Regions from separate parts of the Homo sapiens genome. Here region 1 is linked to region 2. A link is an interaction called in ENCODE POLR2A ChIA-PET data of the cell type or tissue named here. Cell type or tissue: HepG2. All regions are shown on one strand. Each heading gives the region's core, and the rest is flanking DNA. Links, peaks and the distances in the headings are about the cores only. Region 1 overlaps UBAP2 (ubiquitin associated protein 2). Region 2 overlaps UBAP2 (ubiquitin associated protein 2).

Region 1 (2,912 bases), core at 122-2,621, 100 kb before region 2:
ATTTTTGTATTTTAGTAGAGACAGGGTTTCACCATGTTGCCCAGGCTGGTCTCGAACTCCTGATCTCAGGTGATCTGCCTGCCTCAGCCTCCAAAAGTGCTGGGATTACAGGAGTGAGCCACTGCGCCCAGATTCCTATGTGTTTTTAATGCTCTCAGCCATTTGTGTGCTTTATAAGACAAGATTCCTTGAGACTAGCCTGGGTAACATGATGAAACCCCATCTCTACAAAAAAATTAGCCAGGTATGGTGGCATGTGTCTGCAGTCCCCACTACTCGGGAGGCTGAGGTTGCAGGCAGTTGTGATCACACCACTGCACTTCAGTGGGTGACAGAGCCAGACCCTGTATCAAAATGAAGAAGAGAAGGAGAGGGAGGGAGAAGGGGGGGAGGGGGAGGGGGAGGAGGAAGGGGAGGAGGAAGGGGAGGAGGAAGGGGAGGAGGAAGGGGAGGAGGAAGGGGGGGAGGAGGGGGAGGGGGAGGAGGGGGAGGGGGAGGAGGAGGAGGAGGGGAGGAGGAGGAGGAGGGGAGGAGGAGGAGGATGGGGAGGAGAAGAAGAGGAGAAGGAAGAAGAAGAAAGAGGGAAGGAAGGAAGAAGAAGAAAAAATAAGGTAGGAGGGAGGAGGGTGAGGAGGAGGGGAAAGAGGAGGGGGAGGGAGAGGAGGGAGAGGGAAGAGAGGGAGAGGGAGAGGGGAAAGAAGAAGAAAAGAAAAAGAAGAAAAAAAGGAGGAGGAGGAAGAAGGCCACGACGACAAGATTCCTTAATTCAAATGCAGTTAAGACATCGGATGCATGCAGGCAGATTTAATATGGGAACCACCACAGTGTCGTTTCTTTGGCTCTAGAAAGGCTTCTTCCTAAACTGGAAGCATATCTATACTTTTCTCAGCTGCCTACACCAAGTAAGATGCTGCAAATGTGTGTGTGAGGGTGTATACACCCTAGGAGGGGTTCTTGTGGGGCAAGGGCTTGGATTTACTCATAGGATTATCAAGTTCCAGCACTGTTAATAAAAATTGTTGGCTTAAAAATTTACTCAGAAACCTTGGACATACAGAGTTGTTGAGCTGAAATCCTAAGCTATCATGTCATATTTACAAAATAATGTCAAGTGATAAAAGGAACAAAGAGCCCAGTGTAGTGGCTCACCCTATAATCCCAGCACTTTGGAAGAAGGCCAAGATAGGTGGATTGCGTGAACCCAGCAGTTCAAGATCAGACTGGGCAACATGGTGATACCCCGTCTCTAAACAAAATACAAAAGTCAGCCAGACATGGCAATGCATGTCTGTAGTCCCAGCTCTTTGGGAGGCTAGGGTGGGAGGACTCACTGAGCCCGGGAGGTCAAGGCTGCAGTGTGCTGTGATCGCGCCACTGGACTCTAACCTGGGTGACAAAGCAAGAACCTGTACTCCCCCAAAAAACAAACAATCCACAGAATTGCTCACACTGAATGCTCACATATTAATTTTTAGCATTTCTTATCAATAAAGTATCTTTAATTAAGATATCCACATTGTAACTTTTATATGCACTAGGAAACCAAAAAATTAGCGCAACTTTCTTTATTGCAGTGGTATAAAACAACCTGCAGTATCTCCAAGGTATGCCTGTAGTGTCATCCATATTATTTTAATTTCCTGGGACAGAATGATGTTCAAGTATTACTAGTGTGACATGAAATGTGTATACTTGTTCTTTTTTAAGTTTCTTTCTAAGATTCTCAGGAGATATTGGTACATCTCAACTTAACAGAAAGCAATACAACTGGCAATGACCATCAGATATGCAGTTAGCAAGAATCTAGAAGGGTAAAACTTTAAAACTATATCAAAAATAGATCTGGTTCCTTTATCTATAGTCCAGTATTATTAACAAAAACTAGGTAGAAAATACATAATTTTAACACAAAAATACCTAACAGTGATGAAGAAGCAAATACATTCAAAGCAAATGGGGCAATCAGAGAGAAAGCAGTACATGAAATATTCAGAGATATTTCAGACAATGTAGAAGTACCCAGTACTACAGCCAAAGTGCTCATACTACACGCATGCTTGGTTTTCTCCACAAAGTGTATGAACCTGCAGATCTATCCACACACTCAAGAGCATGGGTGCTAGAGATGCCCACTATAAACAAACTCAATGAACTATAAGGATTCTACTCAAAAGGTTAGTCAATTTGTAAAATAAAATCATATCCAAGAAGCATAATTTAACCAAACATTAATTTCCAAATAAGACGGACATCTTCTGAGAAAAAAACTAAAATACCACTTACCATGATGGTTCCTGGAGCTGACTCTGATGAACTCACAGGGCTTTGGTATGGGATCCTGTTATGCACAGAACTCTGGTCATAAGAGGAAGACATTGCTACTGGACTAGCAGAATTCAGTGATGAGCTTGTCAGACTGCAGGAGGTAATGACGGAAGTTGTATATGTGGAGTTCTGTACTGCACTGGTCATTGATAAAGATGTATTCAAAGGCTCACTGAAAAGAGTCAAAAATATTCAACATAATTTTGTTACTTTAAATAGCTTCATAAAAAAAAAAAAACATAAACAGCTTCACGAGATGCAACTACTGCATCAATTTATTATCCCAAATGAGACCCACCTAATTTAACTGAGAGATAGGGGGACATCTTTAAGAATACTTAGGCTGCGTGCGGTGGCTCACGCCTGTAATCCCAGCACTTTGAGAGGCAGAGGTGGGCGGATCCGGAGGTCAGGAGATCGAGACCATCCTTGCCAACATGGTGAAACCCCGTCTCTACTAAAAATACAAAAATTAGCAGGGCGTGGCAGTGGGCACCTGTAATCCCAGCCACTCTGGAGGCTGAGAAAGGAGAATCACTTGAACTCGGGAGGCAGAGGTTGCAGTGAACCAAGATCGCGCCACTGCA
Region 2 (2,912 bases), core at 197-2,696:
TGGGACTACAAGCACACCATGCCCAGCTAATTTTTGTATTTTTAGTAAAGACAGGGTTTTGCCACGTTGTCTAAGCTGCTCTCCAACTCCTGGGCTCAAGTGATTCACCTGCCTCGGCCTCCCAAAGTGCTGGGATTACAGGCATGAGCCACCACACCCAAACTATGCTGTATTTTTCAATAAAAATCAGCAAGTATGCAAAGTATGATCCTATTATTTATGGAGATAGGGTCTCACTCTGTCACCCAAGCTGGAGTGCAATGGCACAATCATAGCTCACTGTGGCCTCAAGCAATCCTCCCACCTCAGCCTCACAAGTAGATGGGACTCTGGGTACATGCAATCATGCCCAGTTAATTTTTACATTTTTTTTATAGAGACAGGGTCTCACTATATTGCCCACGCTGGTCTCGAACTCCTGCTCAAGAAATCCTTCCACCTCAGCCTCCCAAAGCGTTGGAATTACACGCAGGAGCCATGGAGCCAGGCTCCAACTTTTTTTTTTTTTAAACATATACTCCATGTTTCAGGGGGAAAAAAAAGGCCAGGCACAGTGGTCCACAACTGTAATCTCAGCACTTTGGGAGGCCGAAGCAGGTGGATCACCTGAGGTCAGGAGTTCAAAACCAGCATGGCCAAAATGACAAAATCCTGTCTCTACAAAAAATACGAAAATTATCAGAGCACGGTGGCAGGCTAATCGCTTGAACCCAGTAGGCGGAGATTGCAGTGAACAGAGATCACACCACTGCACTCTGGCCTGGGTGACAGAATGAAACTCCACCTCAAAAAAAAAAAAAAAAAAAAAAATTAGCCGGGCGCGGTGACTCACGCCTGTAATCCCAGCACTTTGGGAGGCCGAGGCGGGCAGATCACACACGAGGTCAGGAGATCAAGACCATCCTGGCTAACACGGTGAAACCTTGTCTCTACTAAAAATACAAAAAATTAGCCAGGCTTGACAGCACACGCCTGTAGTCCCAGCTACTCGGGAGGCTGAGGCAGGAGAATGGCGTGAACCTGGGAGGCGGAGTTTGCAGTGAGCCGAGATAGCGCCACTGCACTCCAGCCTGGGCAAGAGAGCAAGACTCTGTCTCGAAAAAAAAAAAAAATTAGCTGGGCGTGGTGATGCATGCCTGTAGTCCCAGCTGCTTGGGAAGTTGAGGCACAAGAATCACTTAAGCCAGGGAGGCAGAGGTTACAGTGAGCCAAGGCACCACAGCACTCCAGCCTGGGCGACAGAGAAAGACTGTCTCAAGAAAATAAAAATAAAAGAAGAAGCCAGGTGTGGTGGCTCACGCAAGTAATCCCAGCACTTTGGGAGGCCAAGGCAGGTGGATCACCTGAGGTCAGGAGTTCCAAGACCAATATGGCCAACATGGTGAAATCCCATCTCTACTAAAATTACAAAAATTAGCCAAGTGTGTTGGCAGGCGCCTGTAACCCCAGCTACTCAGGAGGCTGAGGCAGGAGCATCACTTGAACCCGGTGGGCAGAGGTTGCAGTGGGCGAAGATCGTACCACTGCACTCCAACCTGGGTGACAGAGCGAGACTCCATCTGTAAATAAATAAATAAATAAATGAAGAGTATTACCTAGTCTTAAATAAAACACCTACTCTACTCCTTAATGTGAGCCCTATTTCATACTTCAAATCCAAATAGTTAACTGGATTCCAATTCAATTATGCTATGTCCAGCATGAAAATTAGTTATCAAAAAATGGAAACTTATCAAACATTGTTTACAAACGGGTAAAAAAAGGCTGGGCGCCGTGGCTCACCCCTGTAATCCCAGCACTTTGGGAGGCCGAGGCGGGCGGATCACGAGGTTAGGAGATCAAGACCATCTGGCTAACACTGTGAAACCCCGTCTCTAATAAAAATACAAAAAATTAGCCGGGCGTGGCGGCAGGCGCCAGTAGTCCCAGGTACTCGGGAGGCTGAGGCAGGAAAATGGCATGAACCCAGAAGGCGGAGCTTGAAGTGAGCCGAGATTGCACCACTGCACTCCAATTTGGGCAACAGTGAGACTGTCTTCAAAAAAAAAAAAGGGTAGAAAAAAATAAAAATTAAAAAAAAAATTTTTTTTTGAGACGGAGTCTTGCTCCATCCAGGCTGGATGAAGTCCAATGGCACATGGCTCACAGCAACCTCCACCTCCCAGGTTCAAGCAATTCTACCGCCTCAGCCTCTGGAGCAGCTGGGACTACAGGCACGCGCCACCACACCAGGCTCATTTTTGTATTTTTAGTAGAGACGGGGTTTCACCATGTTGGTTAGGTTAGTCTCGAACTCCCGACCTCGTGACCCGCCCGCCTCCGCCTCCCAAAGTGCTGGGATTACAGACATGAGCCACAGTGCCCAGTCACAAAAGAAAATTTTTAAGGAGCATCTTTGAGAAACTTAAAAAATGTCAAGTAAACTCAGCAGGAAATATCAGCATAAGTGGTTTACATTAAAATTGTAAAAACTAATCTGATAAATTTGATTCTTTGAGTTAGTAAAAAAAGGATCCTATTCCTAAATACTTGATAGTTGGGGCAAAATTACTTCAAAATCTACCACAAAGATTACATGGTGATATTCCCTACATGTCCTCCCTCTCTTTGCCTTCCTTCAGGTTGTATCTCCACTCTTTGGAAAAAACGGCTGCTTCTAAAATCTATCAGAGATCTACTAACTTACCAGTCAACACCATGGGTACCATAACACTTAGCTTTTAAGAACGCTCCATTTACTCAAAATAACAACTAAGAGCTCCATTTACTCAAAATAACAACTAAGAATGAACGGGTATTTGCTGACATACAGGTTTCTCACAAGGAAAAATAAAGACAGATGTGCTTAAGGGCAGAGAACTTTACAATCTGTAAATGCCTGCAGACTGCTTCTTTAGAGCAGGCATTAACCC

What was found. ChIA-PET counts read pairs that join two places held together with the same protein. Peaks named below come from ENCODE experiments on the same cell type or tissue, not always from the same donor. Only the 100,000 strongest peaks of a DNase experiment are listed, where the experiment ranks them.
Region 1: POLR2A ChIA-PET joins it to region 2 with 8 read pairs; 10 of 35 experiments call an interaction of 5 or more read pairs at or near these places.

The regions. Positions count from the first base shown.
Region 1 is chr9:33,939,366-33,942,277 of GRCh38, forward strand. It overlaps UBAP2 (ubiquitin associated protein 2), which reads right to left. Exons shown (of 29, transcript NM_001370062.2): 16 at 2,284-2,497. Among named protein-coding and RNA genes, the nearest start is that of SNORD121B, 6.4 kb to the left of the region's middle. In HepG2, for the core only: no CTCF peak of the experiment used is centred there; a DNase peak (open chromatin) is centred at 1,216.
Region 2 is chr9:34,043,304-34,046,215 of GRCh38, forward strand. The region is part of intron 1 of UBAP2 (ubiquitin associated protein 2); the gene reads right to left. Among named protein-coding and RNA genes, the nearest start is that of UBAP2, 4.1 kb to the right of the region's middle. In HepG2, for the core only: no CTCF peak of the experiment used is centred there; no DNase peak of the experiment used is centred there.